5 separate regions of the Homo sapiens genome follow, and all the other regions are linked to region 3. Evidence: chromatin loops called from intact Hi-C (ENCODE). Cell type or tissue: dorsolateral prefrontal cortex. All regions are shown on one strand.

Evidence for each region. Hi-C counts contacts between places; a loop is a spot of excess contacts. Peaks named below come from ENCODE experiments on the same cell type or tissue, not always from the same donor. Only the 100,000 strongest peaks of a DNase experiment are listed, where the experiment ranks them.
Region 1: it touches region 3 in a loop (2.7-fold over the local background); 2 of 110 quality-filtered maps call a loop at or near these places.
Region 2: a loop joins it to region 3, with 9 times the contacts of the local background. A loop is called at or near these places in 5 of 110 quality-filtered maps.
Region 4: it touches region 3 in a loop (3.0-fold over the local background); 3 of 110 quality-filtered maps call a loop at or near these places.
Region 5: a loop joins it to region 3, with 2.1 times the contacts of the local background. A loop is called at or near these places in 2 of 110 quality-filtered maps.

What each region holds. Positions count from the first base shown.
Region 1 is chr2:16,011,329-16,016,328 of GRCh38, forward strand. No RefSeq gene overlaps it. Among named protein-coding and RNA genes, the nearest start is that of GACAT3, 37 kb to the right of the region's middle. RefSeq lists an enhancer at 2,120-2,731. In dorsolateral prefrontal cortex, no CTCF peak of the experiment used is centred here; DNase peaks (open chromatin) are centred at 2,003, 2,477, 2,893, 3,233 and 1 weaker place; H3K4me3 peaks cover 1,524 bases; H3K27ac peaks cover 2,629 bases; H3K27me3 peaks cover 2,606 bases.
Region 2 is chr2:15,982,304-15,987,303 of GRCh38, forward strand. No RefSeq gene overlaps it. Among named protein-coding and RNA genes, the nearest start is that of MYCNOS, 43 kb to the left of the region's middle. In dorsolateral prefrontal cortex, no CTCF peak of the experiment used is centred here; a DNase peak (open chromatin) is centred at 2,228; H3K4me3 peaks cover 915 bases; H3K27ac peaks cover 2,692 bases.
Region 3 is chr2:16,068,000-16,072,999 of GRCh38, forward strand. All of the region lies in intron 1 of GACAT3 (gastric cancer associated transcript 3), which reads left to right. Among named protein-coding and RNA genes, the nearest start is that of GACAT3, 20 kb to the left of the region's middle. In dorsolateral prefrontal cortex, no CTCF peak of the experiment used is centred here; DNase peaks (open chromatin) are centred at 1,768, 2,152, 2,542 and 2,898; H3K4me3 peaks cover 1,473 bases; H3K27ac peaks cover 4,910 bases.
Region 4 is chr2:16,279,721-16,284,720 of GRCh38, forward strand. No RefSeq gene overlaps it. Among named protein-coding and RNA genes, the nearest start is that of GACAT3, 230 kb to the left of the region's middle. In dorsolateral prefrontal cortex, CTCF peaks have their summits at 2,305 (motif pointing left) and 2,504; a DNase peak (open chromatin) is centred at 2,411.
Region 5 is chr2:16,215,788-16,220,787 of GRCh38, forward strand. No RefSeq gene overlaps it. Among named protein-coding and RNA genes, the nearest start is that of GACAT3, 170 kb to the left of the region's middle. RefSeq lists an enhancer at 108-609. In dorsolateral prefrontal cortex, a CTCF peak has its summit at 3,074 (motif pointing left); no DNase peak of the experiment used is centred here; H3K4me3 peaks cover 829 bases.

The sequences.
Region 1 (5,000 bases), 57 kb before region 3:
GCCCAAATGGACTAAGACAAATGGAAAAGTAAAGCACTCTACCAGCTTCCCAGGTGGGTTTTCATCCGTTTTCACATAATTCATTCCATAAATTAGAGTGGGAGTTTTGCAGACATGGCATCAAAGCACCTGCTTTCTGTAGAAGGTAGTTCAAGGCCAGTGCAACAAAACAAGGTGCTCAAAAGTGATGCAAGGATGAGAGATGCAGGAGCACCAGGGACAGGGTGGGAAGTAGAGATTCCCAGAAGGTGGGGACAGATTGAGGCTCCAGTGTGGTTTGGGGCCATAGTGCCAGATGCATACTTATTTGGAAATAAAAAAGAATTTTTAGGCCCTGTCAAAATGTTTTCTCAACATAGCCTGGCATTAAAATGGTCTTGTTAAGCAAAGACCAACTAACTTTGGAGGAGAGATCTGCTCTGCCATTCACACCAGCTCAACGCTGGGGTCAGGGGACCAAGGCTTTCATCTGGGCTTTCTCTCAAACTTGCCATAAGATCTCTTTTCACTGCATTTCTGTGATTGGCTTTCTCCTCTGTAAATTGAATACCAACTTGCAGAGTGACCGAAAGGGCACATACCCTAATGCTTTGAGCTCCTTGCTTTGTTGTACTGGCCTTGAACTACCTCCTATAGAAACCAGGTGCTTTGATGCCATATCTGCAAAACTCCCACTCTAATTTATGGAATGAATTATGTGAAAACAAATGAAAACTCACCTGGGAAACTGGTAGAGTGCTTTACTTTTCCATTTGTCTTAGTCTATTTGGGCTGCTATAAGCAGTTTGAAAATGTGCAAAGCCTCCTCCATGTGCAAAGCTCTCAGAATGATGGTTTAACAAAGGCATCATGGCCAGGTGAGGTTGCTCATGCCTGTAATCCCAGCGCTTTGGGAGGTAAAGATGGGAGGATTGCTTGAGGCCATGACTTTGTGACCAACTTAGGCAACATAGCAAAACCCCATTTTTACAAAATAATGAATGAGTGAATGAATAAATAAATAAAATAATAATAAAATAAAAACTAAAAAATTAGCTGGGTGTGGTGGTGTGCCCCTGTAGTCCTGGAAACTCAGGAGGCTGAGTTGGGGGGATTGTCTGAGCCCAAGAGCTCAAGGCTACAGTGAGCTATGATGGCACTGCTGCACTCCAGCCTGGGAGACAGAGTGAGATCCTGTCTTAAAAAACAAACAAACAACAACAACTACAACAAAAAGGCGCCTTGGGAGAGGAAGCTCATTCCCAGCAGACCTGTGACACAGCCTGTCTCCCCAGCGAACCCAGACCATTTCCCACTCTGTGGGCAGATTGACCAAGCAACAGCACTTTTCTGTCTTCATCTGGAGTCCCTGGCAGAGGCCACCTCACTGAGGTTCAAGGCAATCCAGACTCTTGGGTAGAGCACACTCTGATGGTGGCACTACATCAGCTTGCACGAGCATGTGGCACAGGGGCCAGGCAGGAGCTGGTGTCTGCAAGGAGCCGGGAAGGGAGGGGCTCCTAGGCTTGCCACGGCTGCAGTCTCCAGGAATGAAAACCTGTCCTGCCAGTTGCATATGTAGCAATTTTGAATGCAAATAGCCACTTCCCAGATTTTTTTTTCTTTCTTCCCAGCAAAACACCCACATCATTTCCTTCCTTTGTTGGGCCCTTCCTGAGACCACTGGCTGGGGGCACATAGTAGGCACTCAATAAATATTTGCCGAGTGCGTGAATGGGTGGTAATCCAGCACTAATCCCCCTCTCTTCAGCTCCCCACCCCCAGGAAGAAATAAAAGATGTCCATTTGTGGCTTGGCCACATTCAGGCAAACTTCCATATTGCTGCCAAGTCCTGCCATCTGCCACCTCCGAGGTGCAGGTGCTGGGCACCCACAAAGCCCGGCCGTGGGCACAAAGGCCCGATGTGCACTGATAATTGCCGAGTGCACAGCCCGCCAGGCCGGCCAGGCTGATGCAAGTTTGCTGGGTCTGCTGAGATTTGCATACAGATGGCCAGTCGGGGCGCAGGGCCGCCGCCACCGCGACAACGCCGCCCGCGCCCCGGGTAGACCGGCCGCAGCCCCTTTAGAAGTGCGGGAGGCTTTGACTGCAGCCGAGCCCCAGAGAGGCCTCATTCTGCCTGTCCTGAATAGTCCGTCATTCAAAGCAACGCTTTGAAATTTGAAAAAGAGAGAGAGGAAAAGAGAGAGAGGAGAGACTGAAAAGCAGAGAGAGAGAAACAGAGACACACAGAGAGACAGGCAGAGACAGAAAGAGAGACAGAGACAGGGAGACAGAGACTGAGACTGAGACAGAAAGATTCAGACAGAGACTGAGAGAGGCTGTGAGACAGAGACAAACAGTGAGAGAGCTAGAGAAAGAGAAGGAGAGCTTGGAGGAAGGGGAAAAAAAAGCAAATTCTTTTCTTTGTGAGACTGGGGAGTGTTGGGCAAGGAGCCAGGGGGCTTCAAGAATGTGAGCGAGGCACCAGGAAGGAGGGGATCTCTGTGGAGACGCAGCTTCGGACGTGTGGCATGCACTCTCCTCCTGGTCATCCGGAGCAAGGGTCTTCAGAGCCCGAGATGCGCGACGCGCAGGAAGCACCAGAGAGGGTGGCGGGAAGAAAAGGCACCTCCATCACTTTGAAATGTCAGAGGCAAGTTGCGGCTGCGTTGAAACTAACAAAAAGAAAACACCTGCACACGCAGAAATTTTTAAAAACCCCTGTAAGCAAAACCACAAGCTCCGAAGGTAAAGCCGGAGGAGCTGTCCCTGAGTCGCGCCCGGGAGCCCCTCCGCTGTCAGTAGGTGCCGAAGGCATTTGTTCTTTGTGTGTCTTCATCTCATTTGGTTTGGAAACGGCTCGCAGGGGGAGTGTCCAGGCCTCAGGGACACGCCCGGGCGCTCTGGGCATCGGACACATGGCAGGTGTTCCGGCCTCGCCTGATTCAGCCCGGCTCTCTGTTTAACAACCATCCCGAGGCCTTCGCTTCATGTTTACTAATACCCCTCGCCCTCAGTCCTCCCACCAGCTCCCCCACCCCACCGACATCAGTGAATGACCAACACAGCTAAAAACAAGAAAGGCGTTATTGAGAGAGGGTTGCCTCCCTTGTCCAAACTAAATGAAAGGGAAATAGAATAGCAACAGAGAGTAGCTATTTATCATGTTCCTAACGGAACGTTCCAACCTGCTTCCCGTCCTGTGTCACCTCTGTATGAGAAATCTGGACGCCCGCCTAGATTTTCCACTGTCACCCTCAGCAGCCAGGCAAGCCCCGGGGCGTCGGCTCTCCTGCCTTTAACTTGCTACTGTCCATCTGCACTTTCTGCAGGCTGCCCCATGGCCCGTGGGGGCGCCTCTAGCGCTCCTTTTCTTCACCCTTGGCTCCTCACCCCCCAACCCATCTTCTCTCACTGCAGCCAGAAAGCTGTTTCTAAAACACCATTTTAGTTATATCTCTGTCTTCCTTAGAACAGTCCAACGACGGATGACTGTCATCCTGAGAATAAAGACCAACCTCTTCAGGTTGGCATGGAAACCCTCATTGGTCCAGTTGCTCTCCTGCACCTTGCAGGCTGGCCCTGCACCTTGCACCTAATGAACAAACTGCTTCTAGATTCCTCCCTAGTCTGGGTTGTTTCACGTCCTTGCCTCTTTCCTAAAATGGCGTCACTTCTTGGCTTGCCCTTACCTCACTTGATGAACAAGATGAGGCTCCTTCCTTCCTCCTGCCTACCTTTCCTTTTTTCTTCCATTCAGCTGGCAAGTACTTTTTTGGTACCAAGCCGATCTCAGGTGCTGAAGAGAAAGGGATGGAGAGAGGAACACTTTTGTCTTCCACACTTTCCCCTAGTATTGTAAGGCAAGCAGAGGGGGTAACAGTGGGGCCCCCTGCCGTGGTACCCCACACCCCTTCCCAGGCGAGACAGGATGGTATGGGGCCCCCTGCCATGGTACCCCATCCCCCTTCCCAGGTGAGACAGAATGGTATGGGGCCCCCTGCTGTGGTACCCCATCCTCCTTCCAGGCGAGATGGCTAAGGAGCCCCCTGCCGTGATACCCCACACCCCTTCCCAGGCGAGAGAAGATGGTATGGGGCCCCACACCCCTTCCAGGCGAGACAGGATTGTATGGGCCCCCTGCTGTGGTACCCCACACCCCTTCCCAGGCGAGACAGGATGATATGGGGCCTCCTGCCGTGGTACCCCATCCCCCTTCCCAGGCGAAACAGGACAGTATGGGGCCCCCTGTTTTGTTACCCCATCCCCCTTCCAGGTGAAACAGGATGGTATGGGGCCCCCTGCCTTGGTACCCCATACCCCTTCCAGGCGAGACAGGATGGTAGTTTCCACCGTCTGGATCCAGACATTGACTGTTTTTCCATCAGAGGCAAAGCCAATGAACTCAAGACTAGTGAACCCTGAACCGAACGATTTTCGTCAATATTTTCATCATATGTTTATCGTCTGAAACTTTGCCAAGAGCTCAGGGGAAGTTATTCCCAGAGGATCAATCACAGAGAGTCAATCGTGAAAGAGAAAAGGGAAGTTACTGATAATTTGACCCAGACATAGTTTTATGATCTCTTTTTCCTTTCACCACTTGAAAGGTCAGAACAAAACTCACTTTAGATGCTGTATTTCATTCTTTCAACAAATATTTGACTCGAATGAATGAGACTGTGAGTGAGGTATTTGTGTGATGATTTTCTGTGAATTAGCTCTGAAATGTGAATATTTTCATGCTCAGGAACATACCCCTATGTGGTGACTTTCTCAGAATAACTTTGTACATGCTCTTCTCATTCACTGCAGGTCTTGCATGGATTTTGGCCAAAAGCAATACAGTCTGGTCTAACCAGAAATGGAAAGATGTGCTATAATTTAAAAAGCGTTGCAGGGAGCAGAATAGCTAAGTAAAATGGTTTCTTGCCTGGCTTTTAGTTGACAATAACCCTTCTTCAGGCTTCTGCTGATTCCTCCATAACTTAGCAATAGGCAGAGCATTTTCAAGGGC
Region 2 (5,000 bases), 86 kb before region 3:
TCTGTTCCCCACAAGCCATTCTCTTCTGTGCCTCTAAAGGATAAAGATCTATTTGTCTCTGTGTGTATGTTACAAAAAATGAATGGGGATTTAATTACAGCAGCTCATTTCCTAAAAGGAAGTCCTATTTACGATGCACCATATGTTTTGCCAGCGGCCGTACCCCTGAGGGCTGGAGTCTTGTCAGATCTCCTTAGATAAGCAGGGTTGGGCTGCTTTGGCCTGGACTGGGCCAGGGACCTGGGAGGACAGGCAGAAGGATCCAGGAAGTGAGGAGGGGGACAAAGGTAGGTTTCCAGCCACACCCCGAGCCCAGACCACTGGAGAGCATCAGTCAGCAACCAGGGAAGGCCTCCCTTGCTTCAGAGAAGGTGGATTCAGAGGCTCAGACAATTTGTGATGATTAAAATCGCCTGGCTTTTTTCATCTACTAAAGTGGCTCTTGAGGGGGAGAGAGTCTCTCTGATCCTTCCTTTCGTGGTTTTAATTCCCCCTCTGCCACTTCTGAGCCGGTGCAGATGGCTTCCTGGAGTTCTGAGAACCTTCTAGCAAGGGATGCCGGGCAGGCAAGGGGAGCAGGGAGCTGAGGAGGGGGCTTGGCTCAGTTCTAGTACTCACTCCTTCTTTTAATTGTCTACTATGTTTTCTCTTTCATGGGGCCTACGATTTTAGAGGCCAGGAAGCTGAGGAAGGGCTGTTCAGTACTTCTTAGCTGTAGTTGAATGCAGTTGCTGGAACCTGCTAGTATTTGACACAGCTTAGGAGATTTATCTCAGTCTTACCTTTTCTCTTCTTCCTTTCCAACGTGTTCTGATTCTCTTGCCTCCTCTCTCTGTCTCGCTTTTTAAACTCCATCCCCAGAAAAGTGGTGAACGCCTTCTCCCCGCATGCTGCTTGGAGTGTAGACTGTGAATTTCCCGTGCCAGCTACAATGTCACTGGCTATGATCTCCAGTGGTGGAGGTGGACACCAGAACCTTAGAGTGTCCCTTCCAGCTCCTACACTCCATCAGGTCAATCAGCAGGCAGTCCATTTTTTTCTGCTAAAAGGGTCTGGCCACCTGTGGAGGACACCCACCTGCTCTGAAGCAGGAAGGAACCAGGCAAAGCCAAGAGAAATCAAGCGACTTCCTGCAGGTTGAGCACTTGATGGAAATTAGGATGGGAATTGCCAGTCCTTGGACAGTGGTCCTGGAAGTCTCAGAGACTCGAGACCTGATTTCATTGTAGACACGAGGATAGGGCTGAGGGCTGGCTGGTGGCTGGTTGGTGAGCGGGAGAGTGTGTCTACATAGGGATGTGCCCGCTTACCCAGTGCACATCGGGGGCCCTGCCACCTCCCCCGCTGGGGTCCTGGGAGCCCCTGGAAGACAGGGGCTGACCTGCTCAGTATCTCACACAAAGGAAGTGTTCAGAAGACACCCACAAGCACCACAACCAGATGCCCATGGGCTGCCCTCCTGAGCCTGCCCCAGGTCTCTTCAAATCCTCTGGACACAGCTGCCCTCTGCCTTCCCAAGGGGCCAGATGAAGCCTCTTTCAGGCTCTCCATTTCCGAGACTGTGGCTAAACCTGTTGGCCTCCTCTTCGCATTATCTCCAAGGAGGAATTACATGGGATTTAGATCCATTTAAGAAAGTGTTCTTCTAATTTCCTGGGACTTAAAACTCCGTCGGGCTCTCAGCTACCCCTCTCTAAGTAGAAGGTGATTTGATTCAAGATGCTTTTGCTAATTAGAAACCCCCTTTCACTCTCCTGTTACACAAGAATCCAGGGCACCACATGACCCTCTGAAAAGCTGGCAAGTTTTGCAAAACGTATTTTTAGCTAGAATCAAAGGGTGAGATTTTTGCTCAACTTTGCAACAATGAAGCTGTGATCTCCCTTGCTCTCCTCTTCACTCTTTCCCCTTTCCTCCTCTCCGCACTCTCTCCCTCTCCCCATTTCCCTCTCCTTCTCCCTCTTGCTTCTCCAGCAGGGAGGCCGAGACTGTGTGAGTGCATGCATGTGTGTTCACGTGTGTGTGTGTGCATGCATGCATGTGCGTGCCTGTGTGTAGGTGTGAGGGCCTGGTGGGAGTGTGGGCCGCAGTGCCAGGCGGCCATGCTGCATTTCTGGATGCTCATTGTTCAGTCCCCGTCTCCATGGCGACGGGAGCAGCTGCTCTGTTCTGGGCCTTGGCTGGGCTGTGCGGGGCGGCCTGCCCGCCTGTCTGCCTGCCCGCCCGCCTGCCCGGCCGTGGGAGCTGCCAGCGCCTTGCCCTCCCGCTGCCCACAGGCCCTGCCAGGCTGGGCGCAAGAAAGCGTGTTTACTAACACCATCCACACGGCTCCCTGGGCATGGTGGCTCTGCCCAGAAGATGTCAGGCCGAGGGCACCGGGAGGTGGGCCTGGAGCCAGGCTGTCTGCAGCCCGGAGAGACAGTCCCGGCCGGCTGCTGCCCTGGCCTGCCAGTCTCTGGGCGAGCGCAGGCACTGGGGGTTAAGAGGCCCCCATGAGGCCCTTTCTGAAGTGAACGTTCCCTTCCTGGAATGCCTTGCCAGAGCCTCTGGAACGTTCCAGCCCCAGCGCCCGGTCTGCCCTACCTGACAGCTCTGTCCGTGGGGGCCTCGGTCCTGCGCCGACTGCGGAGCCATGAATGTCCAAAGCACTCACAGACGCGAATAAATGATGCGTATGGGGGTGACCTCAGAGATAGCTTAGACCCACAAAACCTCAGAGCAAACCCCAGGCTGCGCAAGGACAGGTCTCTGTCAGACCGAGTCCTGTCTGGCACTGGGCTGCCCTATTGGGCCCCTTTCAAGACTGGGCCTGGCCTCAGCCCAAGCTCGGGGACTGTGATCCCTATCCCGCTCCTCACCCTCTCCTTGCTTTTCCAGATCGCTCCCCTCCTCACTTTATCTCGGCCTCTCCTTCCCCCCGTGTCTTTCTCCTAGTGCTTCTCCAGACAGGCCTGGACTCTGTGAGTGTGAGCCTGTGTTTCTGTGTGTGTCTCTGTGTGTGTCTCTGTGTGTGTGTGTCTCTGAGTATGTGTCTATGTGCATGTGTCTGTGTGTCTCTGTGTATGTCTATGTGTGTGCTATGTATATGTGCCTGTGTGTGTATGTATGTGTCTTTCTGTGTGTGTCTGTATATGTGTACAGTGTGCCTGTGTGTGTCTCTGTATGTGTGCCTGCGTGTCTGTGTGTGTTTCTCTGTGTGTCTCTGCATGTGTCTTCGTGTGTGTCTGTGTGTCTGCATGTCTTTGTGTGTGTGTGTGTCTGTGTGGCTCCGTGTGTGTCGGTGTGCCTGTGTGTCTGTGTGTGCCTGTGTGTGTCTGTGTGCCTGTGTCTGTGTATTTCTCTGTGTATCTCTGTATGTGTGTCTCCGTGTGTGTATGTGTGCTTGTGTGTGTCTGTATGCGTGTCTCCATGTGTGTCTGTGTGTGTGAGTGTGTGGGTCTGTGTGTGGTCTGTGTGTGTCTCTGAGTATGTGTCTCTGCATGTGTCTGTGTGTCTCTGTGTATGTCTATGTGTGTGCCTGTGTATATGTGCCTTTGTGTGTACGTGTGTGTCTGTGTGTGTGTCTGTGTATGTGTGTCTGTATATGCGTGCATAGCGTGCCTGTGTGTTTGTGTGTGTGCATCTGTGTGTGTGTTTCTCTGTATGTCTCCATGTGTGTGCCTGTGTGCCTCTGTGTGTGTCTCTGTGTGTCTATGTATGTGTGTCTCCATGTGTGTCTGTGTGTGTCTGTATGTGTGTCTCTGTGTATATGTATGTGTGTCTATGTATCTGTGTGTCTGTGGATGTGTGTGTGCGTGCATTACCTTTGGGAAGTTAAGGATATTTCTTCTCTGAACTTTGCCATCAGCACTCAGCCCAGGGCTGAGCCGTGATTGACAGGTTACTAGAAGCTGGTCTGAAAACCTGGGAGCAAAGGGCCAGATGGCCCCGGCCTGCAGCCGCATCTCTCCCTTCCTCCCCCGCAGAGGTGAACTTGCTGTCTGTCTGCTGTGCTTTCCTGAAAGCCCCCGGCCCTGAACTGAAAACATCTGCCCAGCGTTTCCCTCATGTCCTGATCCCTCACCACTGTTTCCGTAGGAATTCCTGCCGAATGCAAACTGAGTTCTGTGTAAACTCACCCCTGTTCCCCATTGACTCAATGATCATCTATTACATACCTGTCAGGGCCAGCCCTGGGAATCATGGCACAGTTTGGGAGGGCCTAGCCTTGCCAAGGCCCCTTTGTCTGTACTGCAGCTGTTTCCTGGTCAGATTCTGCCCTGTGCCTGCACTGAGCCTGGGCATTTCCCTTCAGCCTCTAAGATGTACATCCCTCCAGGCCCTCCGGATCTAAGACCTGTCACTTGCAAGTCACCGAGAGTGCTTTCTCCCTCAGGAGTTTGTACCCCACCTCTGACCTGGGATGTGGAATTAGAAGCTGCCTGTGTCCTGAGGAAAGGGATCTCAGGCCCCGGCCAACACTCTGGAAAAATATTCTCAGGGTATCTATCTCCAGGTTCCTGTTTGGTCGCCTGTGGTCCCTTGAGGGCAGCCCTGACCCAGGCCAGGACCTGCACAGGCATTTGGGAGGTGCAGATGGGGGCTTGTGATGCCCAGCCCTGGCTGGGGCATGGGAGTTGGAGAAGGATCTGTTCATGAGGAACTGGCTGCTTGCAGGGGCAGTGGTGCCCGTGGTCTTTTTTTAGACTGAGTTTTGCTCTTGTTGCCCACACTGGAGTGTAGTGGCAAGATCTTGGCTTACTGCAACCTCCTCCTTCGGGGTTCAAGCAATTCTCCTGCCTCAGCCTCCTGAGTAGCTGGGATTACAGGCATGAGCCAACATGCCCTGCTAATCTTGGTATTTTTAGTAGAGGTGGCGTTTTACCATGTTAGCTAGGCTGGTCTCGAACTCCTGACCTCAGGTGATTCACCTGCCTCAGCCTCCCAAGGTGCTGGGATTACAGGTGTGCCCGGCCAGTGCTGGTGTTTTAAATCATTCATTCAGTGTCTACCACACACTA
Region 3 (5,000 bases):
GGTAGAGGGAGCAGCCAGATGCTCCAGCCATCTCAGGTCAAATGAAGCCTGATCCTTTCTCAGCTTGATTTGACCTAGAACTGGGAAACAGATGGGTCCAAGCAGCCCCAGGGTCTGAGGACGGCTGGGCAGACACATGCGTCCTGGCTGCAATCGCTCTCGTTCTGAGGGCCCAGGGCTGGGGGCTGCCCTGGGACCCAAGCTCCAGTGTGGGTCTTTTGACTTATAAAACCTTAGCTAGGAATTCCTCTGTCAGGCTAGAGGGCTCGTCCTTTCTGAGGGCAGTAGACCCAGGGAGGCCCAGAGCAAATCCAGGGAGATAAGGCAGATGTCAACAGATGCATTGTAAACAACGTGGTGTGGATACTGGAAGAGATAGCGGAGGAGATAAACAGGAATCTAGGAAAGGTGCCCCATGGACTTGAGGCTAACTCAACCCCAAAGAGCTGTCCTTTTGCAATGCTGGGCCATGAAGCTGTTTAGAAACACCCTCTAACTGTATGAGCATGGGACCTGGCTCACAGATTTTTACTACATGTGTGTTAAGTGAATGAACTAATGAATAGAGACCTAGGCATTATTCATTCACTACTCATTTACTGATGTGAGGACAAACAGTTCCAGTTTGTCTAGGACTAAGGGGTGTCCCGGGATGTGGGACTTTCAGTGCTAAGACAAGGAATGTCCTGGGCAAACCAGGACTAGTTGGTCTCTGTAGTTACTGAGGATCTATGATGGACTGGACCCTGGGCCCCCACTGGGCATATGGAGGTAAGTCAGACTCAGTTCTCACTCTCAAGAAGTGCACAGCATGGTTGCAACAGGAAGATAGAAGGAAGAGTGGCAAGTGTCATGATAGGGCCATGAACAAGAGTGAGGCTATGGAGCCTGACACTTTGGCGATGGCTTTTTTTTTTTTTTTTGAGATGGAGTCTCGCTCTGTCCCCCAGGCTGGAGTGCAGTGGCTCGATCTCAGCTCACTGCAAGCTCCGCCTCCCGGGTTCACGCCATTCTCCTGCCTCAGCCTCCTGAGTAGCTGAGACTACAGGCGCTCCCCACCACGCCCGGCTAATTTTTTATATTTAGCGATGGCTTTTAAGAGGAGGAGTAAACACTGGCTTGAGTCTCATGGGAGAGGAACTCACCAGATCCCTACAAGAAGCTTGGAAAGGGCCTTGAGGTTAAGAGACAGCTGGGACTAAGGCCTAGAGGCTCACACAACAATGGTTTGGTTCAAGAAACAGTAGGCAGCATATGTGCGTGTTGGAGGGGTGGGATTGGGAGCATGTGGAGGTTGTAGGGTTGGAGAGGTATTTGAGGGTCCAGTTACAAGTGGTAAGCTATGCTAAGAAAGATTAAATTGATAATATAGGCAATAGGGAGCTGTTGAAGGTTTTCTGAGCATGGAGAGATAGAATCAGATATTACAAAACATTTCATTCATTCAACACATGTTTACTAAGCATCTATTATGTGCCATACATTGTGCTGGAGGAATGAATGAATAAATGCATGCATGCATGGCTATCACTTAATTTTCCAATCACAGTGAGGATCCTTGAAATCCAGGGACCAGCTGATGTGACTTGTGGGCCTATGATCTCTGTCAGAAAATCATTCTGCAATGAGCAAATCTAAGACAGCCAGCATTGGCTCCCGCCACCGCCCCCTTATCTGTTTTTCTTTTTGCAAAAGACCTTGAGGCCTGTAGTCGGTTCCACTACAAAACGGTTACACAATTTCCCTGGGAGAAGGCGAGTTTCCACCTTTGGGGATGAATGAGCCCTTTCTTTTCTGGAGAGCCGGCCAATGAGGCACAGGCTGGGTACTGCAGGAGGCGCGGCTGAGGGAACAGCAGGCCTCGGTCTAATTTGGGGGTAACTATTTGTTTTTTCATTAAACAAAGTCTGCATGGTAGGAATTGTGGTTGCAGGAGCCTCGGGAGGCCGATAAAGCAGGCAGGGCGAGTCTGCCGGGAGCAGCGGGCGAGGGAGCTGCTCTCTGATTCTGCTGCTGCCCAAAGCTTCCACTTTTCTGGGGCTGCAGGTCCTATAAATGGTGCCTTTGAGGAGGCTGCCCTGGTGACAGCAGGACCCTCCCTGCAGCACCCACTCGGCCACTGACTTCTGAAAGCGGGATTGTCCCTCCCCAAGCCCTGCCCTCCTGCGACATTCCTCATGCTGACCATTGTCTGCAGAAAGAGGCCATTGTCTGGGGCTGACATATCTGCTGACCAGGCACATGAAACAAGCAGAGCTTTGGGGAGGAAGAAATCCACCCAAACCAACAAAAAACCTGAGCCTAGCCTGAGGGCAGGGCTTAGACCCAGCTTGCTGAATTTCCTGATTCACTGGTGTTCTTCCCGAGACGAAGTGCCCACCATTGTGGGAGGATCCGAGTTTTATCTCTGGGCTGGAATGACACCGTCTCTGCCTTTGTGTCAACAGCACTGAGAGGCCTTGTTTAGGATGATGTGGCCAGTGCTGAGAAGGGCTTGTTTGAAGAGAAAAAAGAAAAAAACAGAACAATGTTTATCCAGCAGGCAGCTCCTGCCAAGGCGGCCTCCTCGCTGTCCTCTCCGTAGGATGCTGCTCGCCAGGCCTTCTTGGCTGTTCCTCGGCCTTGGGTGCAGGCCGTGGGTGGGGGGACAGCCAGCTGGTAGACACCGGTATTCGATGTCAGCTCTTACAACAGGGAGGTGGGTAAACAGGCTGCTGTCCCCACCTCTCCCAGGCACCCCCTGTGGCCTTGACTGCCCAGCCCTCCCCCTAACATCTTCCCCACCCACAACTAAGTTAACTCACACCAGGGGCAGCAGAGCCTTCAGACCTGTGGCCGCTACATCCATTCTGGGCACTTGGTGCCCCCACATGTACCCTTCCCTTCGGATTTGGAATATCACCGCTGCATGCAGGCACATTGCTGAGGCCAGCTGAATTGCCTTTGGGCATTAAGCCTCAGAGAGCCTCGCTACTCAAATGGTGGTCCCAGGACCAGCAGCAGCGGTGTTACCAGGGGCTAGTTAGAAATGAAGATTCTCAGGCCCATCTTGCTGTGTCAGAATCTGCATTTTAACAAGATTGCCTGCATCTATTTGCACATTAAGTTTGAGAAGCACTGGTCTACATCAGTGGTTCTCAAACAAGGCAGCCTATTGGAATCACCTGGGGAGCTTTTAAGAGTCTCAAAGACCAGGCAGCCTCTCCGGCCAATTATATGAGGATCTCTGGGGTGGGGGCGGTGGGGAGTGACACTGGAACATCAGTGTTTTCTCACACTTTCCAAATGACTTCAATGTGTCTCCAGGTTTGAGGCAGAGGAGCTAGGATGGGGCCCTCTTTCCCCAGTCCTTGGACTGGGTTTCCGTCAGTCACGATATTCTCACTTAGTACAACTCAGCAACTTTTCCTGAGAATTTTCTATGTGCCAGGAACCACAACAATTGCTGAGGTTTTATCAATGATGTTGGTACGTGTTCACTTCTGCAATGTCTTTCTGGCCCAAAGAACTCCTAGTCATCCTTCAAAGCCCAGTTTAGAAACCTCCTTCTCTGTGATGTGTTTTTTGACCTCTTGAAATGGGGAAAATGCTTCTTCCTTTTAACTCACATTGTCCTCTGCATTTTTCTATTATTGAATTTGTCATGCTGAGTCATAAACATCTATTTACCAATCACTGGACTGGGAGCCTCAAGGACAGGGACAGTATATTATTTATCTGTCGCCACGCTGGAGTGTGGTGGCGCGATCTTGGTTCACTGCAACCTCCGCCTCCTGGCTTCAAGTGATTCTCCTGCCTCAGCCGCCCGAGTAGCTGGGACTACAGGTGCGCACCACCACGCCCAGCTAATTTTTGTATTGTTAGTAGAGACGGGTTTCACCATATTGTCCAGGATGGTCTCGATCTCTTGACCTTTCGATCCACCCGCCTCAGCCTCCCAAAGTGCTGGGATGACAGGCATGAGCCTGGGCTATATCTTATTTATCTTTGCATCCCGGGGTCTAGGGCAGGGCCTGGGCATAAAGCAGGTGCTCAGTAAATGCTGTTGACTGATAACATGAATGCCTGAAGGAATACAAGAATGGGTGAAGATACATTCCCTACCCTTAAAAAACTTAAATTCTAGAAGGAGAGACCATCATGTGCAAAATTAATGTGACATTAACGTCTGATGGGTGTTTGACAGAGGTTTACCCAACTTCTGTGGGAGTGCAGGGCTGGGAGAGGGCCATCGACAGTGAGATCCGGAGTGGTCCACGCTCTGCTTATTATCGCTTTTCCAGTGTATACACCAGGGATGTCACTCGAGTGGTCCTCTTTGGCTCCTTTCCTTGTTGTAGTTGGAGACAAGAAAATAGTCCAATAAATGGAAGGTAAAGATATTTTTACATTTCTAGAAGGTGGTTGTTCTGCTACATGCAGAACAGATGACTGTGGTTAGACTGTCAGGCCCTGGACCCAAGTCTGGAGAGCCTCAGATAGAGGGAGGAGTCTAATGGGCCCAGACAACTGCTAAGCAGCTGCTGCAGTCCACGCTGGCCACTATGTGTCTACAATGGTGTAGGTTGTGGGGTGGCTGGTCACAGCTAAGATCAGGGCCCTGGCAGAGTGAAGGCCTGGCCCATCAGAGGCAGGACGCACTGCCCAGGCAGGTGTGCATCTGGCTCATGTGGGCTCCTTCCCCGCAGAGGCTTCGCAAAGCTAAGCCATCCTGTCCTGGAGGAAGGGCAGAGGCCAGTCAATCAGCTAAATGGGTACAAAAAAGCAATAGAGACAGAGCAAGTGTAAGGCAGGTGCTGGAAGCTGATGAGCACAGCAGAGGTCAGTGGGCACAAAGGTTTGAGCCAAAGGACAGCAGGCTGGAACAGGCAATGGGGAGGGGCTCTGAGACACGCAGAAGGGGGTTCTGACTCTTATGGCAGAGATTTTAAGCCCCTAGGGTGGCATGATAAGGAAGAAAAGGGTTCAGTGAAGGGTAGTAGAGATGACGGGTGATTCCT
Region 4 (5,000 bases), 210 kb after region 3:
CTATGGCTACGCGAGCTAGCAGGTGGTGAATCAGAGTGGGAGCCCAGCAGTCCAGCATCTGTACCCTTCATGACCCCCATAAACAGCCCACTGTGAGTGACGTGTTGCAGCAGCACAGATGTACATGACAGACTCCTCCTCAGGGATCATTTCTCTGACTGCATAATAGGAGCCAGGCTGGATGTTGAATGAGGGTGCAGCATTATCAGCAAGTTGTAATGACAGGGAGCACTCAGCGAGCATTCCTGGCACAGGTGTGGGTAGAGGCACAGAAACCCATGAATGAATAGTTGAGTATTGGATGTGAAGGGATGGGAGTCAGTTTCCCCCCACCCTTGTAGGTAATATCTGTCTCTTCATCACTGCTGTTCTAAAAGATGGCCCCAAAAGTTCAGTCTCTGTAAAATGTGTTCTAAATTAGTGGCCCCTTAGGGATTCTGGGGCTATTTCCCCTAGACAGAGGTCAAGGGACTGGCTGGACTGGTCCAGCAGCCAGGGGGCCATGGAGTGGCTGCAACCTCAAGCAGGGTATGTTCTTCCACCCTCTCTTACCCTCTCACCTCTCAGCCAGGGAACTGAGGCTCAGGCCTCTCATGGGGAGGCGAGAAGAGAAACCAAGAAGATAAGTGAGGCGGGGCCTGGGCCTTGTCCACTTCCCAGCAGACTCACCTGCTCAGTGGGCTGCCTTGCTATGTGGTCCTGAGGAAGCCCTTCGAGGGCTTGGGCCTATTGTCTATGGAGGGGATGGTGATAATGCTTTCTGGCTCCTGCAGACCCTGAGTGAGAGTCAGTGATTGAAAAGAATGTGGGAAGGCGTTCACAGTGTGGTTTCCTGCTGGATCTGAGCCCACCATGAAAGCTGGGGTCTCCTGACCCAGCACTTAGGCAACCATATCACGCCCTCCTTGCCGATCTGGGCATGTGTATGTTAGTTGTGTGTGCGTGCAGGTGTCTGTAGGCATTCAGTGGTTCTGCCAGGGAATTTGTTCTTTGCAACTGAGCTTTTCACAGGCAGGAAGGCCTGAGAGTGATGTCAGTTTCTCCCCATTGACTCTGTGGGATGAACTCTGCCCCTATACTTACTCCTCCTCCTGCAACCCATCCTTTAACTTCTATGATTGGGGTCCTTGGTGATGAGCCATGTCATAAGGTCAGGTTCTTCCACCTGCAGAGCACTTGGCATTTCCAGACCACATGCATGATACTTAGGAGAAGGCTTCTCCTTGCACAGTCAAAAAGGGTAGGGAAAGTTCTGCCATGGGAACTTACCATATGCCAGGATTGTGCTAGACACTTTGCACAAGGGTCTTTAATTCTCAGAAGTGATTCTGAGAGGGAGATATTTTTATGCCATTTTACTGATGGAGATGTCAAGGCTCAGAGATGTTACAGGAATACCCACAGCTAGCAAGTGGTGAAGCCCATGGTTGTTTTTGTTTTGCTTTGTTTTTTTTTTTTTTTGTTTGTTTGTTTGTTTTTGAGACAGAGTCTTACTCTGTCTCCCAGGCTGGAGTGCAGTGGTGTGATCTCTGCTCACTGCAACCTCCGCCTCCCAGATTCAAGCGATTCTCCTGCCTCAGCCTCCTGAGCAGCTGGGACTACAGGTGCGTGCCACCATGCCCAGCTAATTTTTGTATATTTTTAAAGTAGAGATGGGGTTTCACCATGTTGGCCAGGCTGGTCTCAAACTCCTGACCTCGTGATCCACCCGCCTCAGCCTCCCAAAGTGCTGGGATTACAGGCATGAGCCACCGCGCCCGGCCATAGCCCGCAGTTTTAATTTGGCCATCCTGTGGAGACTCATGAGGCTGAGCAGTGATGCTGCCAAGGCGATGGACACTGGATTGACTCTTTGGTAGTTTCGGCTTTGCTCTGGGAGGCCTCCGTGGATTGTTCCCGGGAAGGGACTGTGGCTCCTTCTGCCTCACTGGAGCATCAATTCCTGAACCTGATGTTTCTCTACTGTGAGCCAATCCTCGTGTTTTATTCTCTAATCTCGGCTTTGCCAAAAAGCAGGCAGCCTTTGGAGAACCTAAAGAGGCGACAGACCGAGTTTTTCCTCTGGTCTGTACAATGGTGGGCAAACCTCTGTGTCTCTCTGGGCCTCAGTTTTCCCACCAGTGATATGAGATTATTCTAGAATGATATTTTAGAGTCTTTTCAGCTCTGACGTCATTTCGTTTCATTGCATAGCATTGCAGTGCTCTGTATTTTATCTTTAGACACCCTCCCTCTCTGAAATGTTATAATCTTTCTCACGGAGGCTTCTCCCCTTCTGGCTAGTCTGTCTTAAAGTATAGCACCACCTTCTGGTGATTGGTTTACTCCTTCCCCCGCCTCCCACTCTAGCTCCTGTCTGATTCTTGGTTCCTCTCTTCCTCCAGAAACTAGGCTGAAAACCGATGACCAGGCACAGACACCTGGCTGTGGGCATCTCTCTGCAGAGCTCACCTGGGAGGGTCAGTGGTGAGTTGCAGCTGGACCCGGCATTCTTCCATCAAGACAGTGCCGATGCCCTTCCTGGGGCTGAGATCACACCAGGAGCCGGGGAGGAGCTGGCTACCTTGGCAGAGCCTGGATGGCCTGGGGTGGCAGCAGCTGAAAGTGCATAATTCATGAGGGATTTGCTCCATCAGGAAGCAAGGGCAGAAGTAGACAAGGTCCTCGGCCTGGTTTTTCTTTCCCTTTTGCTTTTGTTTTGAGGTGAAGAAGCAGGCTTCAGAAAAATGTATGGGCAGCCAAGTTTCAGAGGCTCTTAGAGTTTTTGGATTTTTTTTTGGGGGGGGGCTTTATTTTGTGTGGAAAAGAAAGCAAGAAAAAGAAGGGGTGTGTTTAGGGCTTTTTCCCCCATGAGAGAAATGTGGAGGGCCTCCCTGAGCATGTGTCTTTGTCTCTATGGGTCATGGCTCCTGAGCAGATTTCTCAAAGTTGCTCTCATCTGCCCAACACTCATGACGGTCTGAGGGTTCAGCTGTGGGGATAGAGAGGATGGAGGGCTGCGGGGGATCTTCTACCAGGACCTGTCAGCTCACTACCTAGGAGGACAGAGTTTAGGCTTGTCTCTATCCTGGAGAAACCCAACTGTCCCCAAACAGGCCAGGCCTTGTGTGGCTTTAAATTTCTGGAAGTACACATTGTATTGACTTGGGAATGTTTGCTGTAGGAACTCTGACCTGGCAGATAGGAGACCAGATTCCAAATTATGAATGCACTGCTCTAGGTGTTCTTCAGCAACTGAGTGTCTTTTATCTTCCAAGCATAGTTTCTTCTTTCGCAAGGAGAGGGTAGAAATGAAGAGTTTCAAGATTTCTGAGCTTCATTCTATCCCATTATTCTAGAACACTAGGAGTTAAATGATAGGGGTTTTCATTCACACTCTGCCTCTTCCCTGATAAGCCAAGTAACTTGTCTTGCTCCTAATGAGTTTGTCAGTTTGGGCAGCATCATGCATTGGAGTGGGACAGGGCCAAGATGTGCAGGTGCCCCATGCCATCCCAACCCCATGAGCTCTGCATGCTTGCAGGGTTGTTGGAAGGATGTCCAAGGCTGCAGTGAAACTTTGCTGCTGTGGATGGGGTGGGTGAGCACACATACAGGTGCCTGGGCCTGGAGCAGGCTGGGGAAGTGCAGGGAAGGTAGACAGAACCAATGGGATGGCTGTGATCCCATACAGAGAGCCACTAATTAAGGCCCATATATCAGCTAAAAGGAAGGAATTATCAGCAATCAAAAGAAAAATGTAAACACATTCCAAATTGTACATTTTTTTAACCTTCACCTAGTCGGGTGGTCCGTGTTTGTTCTATGCCACAAGGCAAATGTGTGTACCTGCACAGACACACCTGTGTGCGTATGCTCTGAATTAGAAGGGTTTCATCGAACGAGGCCGGCAGGGTGATACTCAGCCGCCAGGCCTCAGCCTTGTGGGAATTGGCAGGAAACTGTTGGTAAATCACTTGGGATTCTGTGGGTACAGGCACTGTGTTCATTGAAGATATCATTAGCGCCTTTCGTCAGGAGCCAGAAGCCCACAGTGCAGTCTACCGGTGCTTGACTTAGCTTGTCCAGCAGTGAAATTAACATAATAAAACTCAGTTAACAGAGATGCTACAGATTTAATTAGTTCCTTAACAGTTAAAGAAGAGTTATGAGATCCTGAGCCCTCCATCTTCAAAAGCAATTTGGGCAGATTGATGTCACCGTCCGACATCTCCACCGAAATTCTGGGTTGCCAAAGTCAATTTGGGAAATTGCTCATATTATTCTACCTCCTTCCTTACCACCTTGAAAGGAAGCACTTCCAGGTTGCCTCTCAACTGATTCTTCCAGAGCCTGGGACTCACCGGAAATAGGGAGGTTCTACCCTATGGGCTCTGGAGCTTCTCCTTTGGAGTGCCTGGCCCCTCTGCCTCTCCTCCCACATCCCAGAACCTGCCTCATCTGCCCTTTGCATTCTGCAGGTGCTCAGTAGATACAAGTTGTAGCTATCGTTCTTCTAACACCTTTTTTTTTTCTTTAGACAAAGTTTCACTCTTGTTGCCCAGGCTGGAATGCAGTGGCGCAATCTTGGCAACCTCCACCCCCCGGGTTCAAGCAATTCTCCTGCCTCAGCCTCCTGAGTAGCTGGAATTACAGGCATGTGCCACCATGCCTGGCTAATTTTTGTATTTTTAGTAGACGTGGGGGTTTCACCATGTTGGTCAGGCTGGTCTTGAACTCCTGACTTGAGGTGTTCCACCTGCCTCAGCCTCCCAAAATGCTGGGATTACAGGCGTGAGCCACCATGCCCAGTGTTGTTCTTCCAACTTCCTGTGCATTCGGTGCCTCTTCTGAATCTGTATTAGATGCCATAAAATGTAATATGGCTATTAAGCTGTTTGTTCTGGGCTGGTGGATTTAGCAGTGTTTGGGCATGGTAGGTGACTGAGTGAGAGCTACAACAGCTTGAGAAGTTCGGGACACTCACTCAGGAGACCCGTAATAGCTCGACCTCTTATTTT
Region 5 (5,000 bases), 150 kb after region 3:
GATTGTAGGATCAAGAGTTGACCGTCTCCGAGTGGAATATCTGAAGCGGTGCTATCACCCCTTCCAGTGATGGAGAGTCATGTGAAGAAAGCTGTTCATGAAGCTAGGAGTCTCTTTCTCTGCTTATAAAAGAAGGCTTGTAGATTCTTCTGTTTGGGCTCATAACTGCTCTGGAAGAAGGCGGAATCGGGCAGAACTGATGCAGGCCTAGGAATTCTGGGAAGCGGAAGCAGCGGCGTAGGCCCACGCAGTCTGGCCACTCCGCCCTGCCCTTCACCCAGATTCCTCCCTGCTCCCTGGGTGCTTTTGGAGACTAGCTTCCGGAGCCTGACACATGTTCCTTTGTCTGGCCCCAGCTGTTAGAATCTGTCTTCATTCATTAAGCAGGAAGGGAGTTTTCAGAACTGCTTCTGCAGTCTGATGTCATGGGGCAGCCACACTCAAACCTCGGCAACTTCAAATTAGAGATGTCAAAATACGCAATGGAGACCTGACTGAGCACCCTCTAATCCTCGGCCATGGTGCTGGATGCCTCCCCTCCCCGATAATGACTGGTCCTAGGGCCAATCTGCACCGTGGGTGCCATTATCATTTTACAGAAAAGGAAACTGAGGCTCAGAAATGCTGTGAGGCAGCTCATAGCTCTATACTTAGAAAGGCAGGATCTGAGCCCAGGTCGGTGTGACTACAAGGCTGGCTCTCAGAACACCGCACTCACCGTCTTTCCTACCAACAGAGAGCTGCAGCCATCTTTCCTGCTATTAAAAGAAAAATCATAAAAGGGCTTGTCTTTTAGAAAATAACCATGCCGTCTTTGGGGAGAACACAGGTTTCTGTCCCAAAGCCTGGCTCACCTCCCTGCCGGGAAGGGCCTCCACGCTCAGCCCAGGACTCAGGGTATGCACCATATTGTCACCGATAATTGTACAGACCCATTCATCAGCAGGAATCCTATTTCAAACAGCTCTCCGACTCTAACGGCACGAAAAGCGTGAACTAAGCACAGTTTAATTAATTCTGATCTCACAGACAGAGGCTGCCCCATCAGAGACGACGGTGCACAGACACGAGGCAGGAAAAATTTCTCCAGCCTCAGAAGCAGGAGTGCATTCAAATGATCCCTTCATTCCTTCAAGATGGATAATTTGTTTTTTAGTAAATTCATAGGACACGTTTGTTGGAACCGTCACTGGCTCTCATCTTTCTGGGAAGGTGTACCTTTTAACCTAGAGAGCAGAAAAGCCTCTGATCTCGCTCCCTCTGACAGAAAGAAATGAGCCTCTTTGCTTTTAGTCTAATAATAGTATCTCCAATTCATGTAGATTTTTATGGTAAATCTTAAACATCATAGAAAATCCATATCCACAGTCCAATCACCAAGTCACCTTGGAGGAAAAGGAGGGGGGGAAATAGCATTATTTGAATTTCAAGGAAAGAAATACACCAGGAGAGCTGGGCATGCTTCATCTTTCTTCTACCAAGGAGCTCAGAGGCCTCCATGCCCTGAGACAGTCCCAGCTTCTCAGTGCCAAAGAGAAATGAGGGTAATACACACAGATGGAGTCCCTGGGACCCAGAAGGGTGGGCTCTGCCCAGAGTTAGCTGACTCCAGGAAATCGGCATGGTTCTGCTCCAAAAGGACCTCAATGACACTTCCCTACTGCTGCAGTGAGGAAGGTCGAGCCCATTTTATAGGGGGAGCTACCAAGACACAGAGAAGGTAGGCCATTGATACAGGGTCACACAAGTAGTGTGGCAGGGTCAGAGATGTCTCCATAATCCAGCTGGACCACTAGCTTTTGAGCAACTCCTTTCCTCTCTCCAAGTCCCCGTTGCCCCACATGTAAAACGAGAAGGCAGAACTCTCCTGAACACTAGATACCTTTTATTAACAGTGGTGCCTGTACCACGAAAGCAGTAATTCTTCTGGGAGTGAAACCTGCATGTTTGATACCTTGGTCAAGGGGAGGGAGGGAGGACAGAAGAGGGAGGATCAGAGTTCAATTTTCACTCCATTCCTTCATTTACTTATCTACTATGTTTCTAGCGTTGTGTTCAGAGGTGAGAACTCAGCGATGACAAAGATACTGGCCTCCTTCTTGAGGGGCTCACAGTCTTCTAGAGAAAACAGACAACGAAGTATGAAACCAGGGCCAGGCGGTGGTTCATGCCTGTAGTCCCAGCACTTTGGGAGGCCGAAGCAGGCAGATCACCTGAGGTCAGGAGTTCGAGACCAACCAATATGATGAAACCCCGTCTCTGCTAAAAATACAAAAATTAGCCAGGCTTGGAGGCATGTGCCTGTAATCCCAGCTACTCGGGAGGCTGAGACAGGAGAATTGCTTGAACCTGGGAGGCAGAGGTTGCAGTGAGCCGAGATCGCCCCATTGCACTCCAGCCTGGGCAACAAGAGCAAAACTCCATGTCAAAAAAAAAGAAAAAAAAAGTATGAAACCAGGCAGGTGCAGTGACTCATGCCCGTAATCTCAGTGACTTGGGAGGCTGAGGTGGGAGGATGGCTTGAGGCTAGCAGTTTGAGACCATCCTGGGCAACAAAACCAGACGCCCATCTCTACAAAAAAAATTTAAAAAATCAGCCAAGCATGGTGGCACATGCCTGTAGTCCCAGCTACTTGGGAGTCTGAGGCAGGAGTTCGAGGCTGCAGTGAGGGTGCCACTGCACTCCAGCCTGGGTGACAGAGCTGAGATTCTGATTCAAAAAAAAAAAAGAAAGAAAAAAGAAAAGAAAAGAAAAGAATGATAGAAATGTACACAAGGAGCTTTGGGAACAGAGGAGAGAGAGCAACTATCTCTGCCTGACCTTGAGTAAGTCATTTAAGTAATTCTGGTCCTCATCTTTAACATGGAATAGTCACAACTTGCACTTCACAGAGTTGTAATTCATGGTGCTTGTGTGAGGAACTCAGTGGGTATATAAAGGATCTGAAGTGGCCTAGGGCTTTCTCCAGAGTCCCTGGATTCGTCTAGGCCATATTGGCCCACAGCTTTCTCCATCTATTCACCAGCAGCCCAGCCAGCAGGGAACCTCGGGGAGCCCTGCGCCCTCTTCAGGCTGTCCTCCTGCCATACATTTACTAGTCTTCCCTGATTTGCCCCCATCAAGTTTTCTCTCTAGAGTATACTGGTGCATTTGGCCTTTTCCTTAGGCAGTTCAGAGGTAGGAGTGGATAAAAGCTGGAGCTCTGTAGTGTCAGGCAGACATTGGCTCAAATCCAGCTTTGCTCCTCAGCTAGATGCTAAATCTGGGGAAAGTTACTTAACGTCTCTGAGCCTCTGTTTCCTCACCTGTACGGGAGGGATAATGAGAGTGCTTCTCGGTAGGGCTGTGAGGATTGAATGAGGGGATCGGTCAGCTCCTCAGACCCAAGATCCTCTTGGGGTGGTGGTGGTGCGGGGATGGGTCCTTTACTTGCTCAATTAAAGTCCTGAGCAAGTACCAGGACCGGTGAGTGCTAAATGTTGGTAATGTTCTCCCTCCTCCTTCTGTTCCTCCCCCTCCCCCCTTCTCCCTCCCCCCTCATTGTTATTACTAAATGCAAGGTCAAGTGTGGCAGGGCTCTCACCCTGTTCGGTTTTGCACATGCTAAGATGGGGTCCCCCAGGACCATGTTCAGGGTAAGAGGGAATTGCAGGGGTCCTGGAGGCACGCTAAGGCTAAGGTGGGAGTTTAAATCCATACCAGCTGTGTGATTGTGAGCAAATTGCTTGCCCTCTCTGGGCCTAAGCTTCCCCATTGGTAAGATGGGGATACTGACACTTTCTCACAGGTTTGTTGTGAGGAGTAAACGAGATCATCTAAGTTCAGGGCATGGCAAGTCATGGGCACTGCCTTCTCTTCCCTGTCCAGAGGCTCAATGCCCGCTACACAGAACAAGCAGCAGCTTGTTAATGTCCCGACAAGCATCACTTGTGCTTTCACCGGGAGTCATGCCCCTAGGCCGCAGTGTCTTTGCTGCCTGTCTTCTGTAACTCAACCACCGCCCAGGAGGGCCATGGGTCTGTGGGGCTTGCCCAGTACCCAGGTGCCAACTGGCCTGCTGGTGGGGGCATCTATGGGCTAAGACTGCATCTTTAGATAACACTTTCCAGATAAGCCCTTTTCTCTTATGGGTATTTCGTATCAGCCCTGTGAGTTAGGTGCTCAATAATAACAAAGATGGCTGGGTGTGGTGGTTCATGCCTGTAATCCCAGCACTTTGGGAGGCCGGGGCGGGCAGATCGTGAGGTCAGGAGTTCAAGACCAGCCTGGCACACATACTGAAACCCTGTCTCTACTAAAAATACAAAAAAAAAAAAAAAAAAAAAAAATTAGCCAGGCGTGGTGACTGGCACCTGTAGTCCCAGCTACTTGGGAGGCTGAGGCAGGAGAATTGCTTGAACCCAGGAGGTGGAGGTTGCAGTGAGCTGAGATTGCAACACTGTGCTCCAGCCTGGGTGACAGAGCAAGACTCTGTCTCAAAAATAAAAATAAAATAAAATAAATAATAACAAAGATGACAGTAATAATAGTGACCAACAAATGTTGAGGATCCCGCCTGCCAGGTACTGTGCTAAGCCTGTCACTGCCTGACAGGATGCAGGGTGGCTTGCAGCAGACTTTCTTCTTTTTCCATTTTTATTTTTTTTTTGAGACGAGGTCTTGCCCTGTCACCCAGAATGGAGTGCAGTGGTGCCATCACAGCTCCCTGCAGCCTTGATCTCCCAGGCTCAAGTTATCCTCCCACCTCAGCCTCCTGAGTAGGTGGGACTACAGGTTTGTGCCACCATACTCAGCTAATTTTTTTTTTCTTTTTTGTTTTTTTTGAGACGGAGTCTCGCTGTGTCGCCCAGGCTGGAGTGCAGTGGTGCGATCTCGGCTCACTGCAAGCTTCGCCTCCTGGGTTCATGCCGTTCTCCTGCCTCAGCCTCCTGAGTAGCTGGGACTACAGGTGCCTGCCACCACGCCCGGCTAATTTTTTTTGTATTCTTAGTAGAAACGG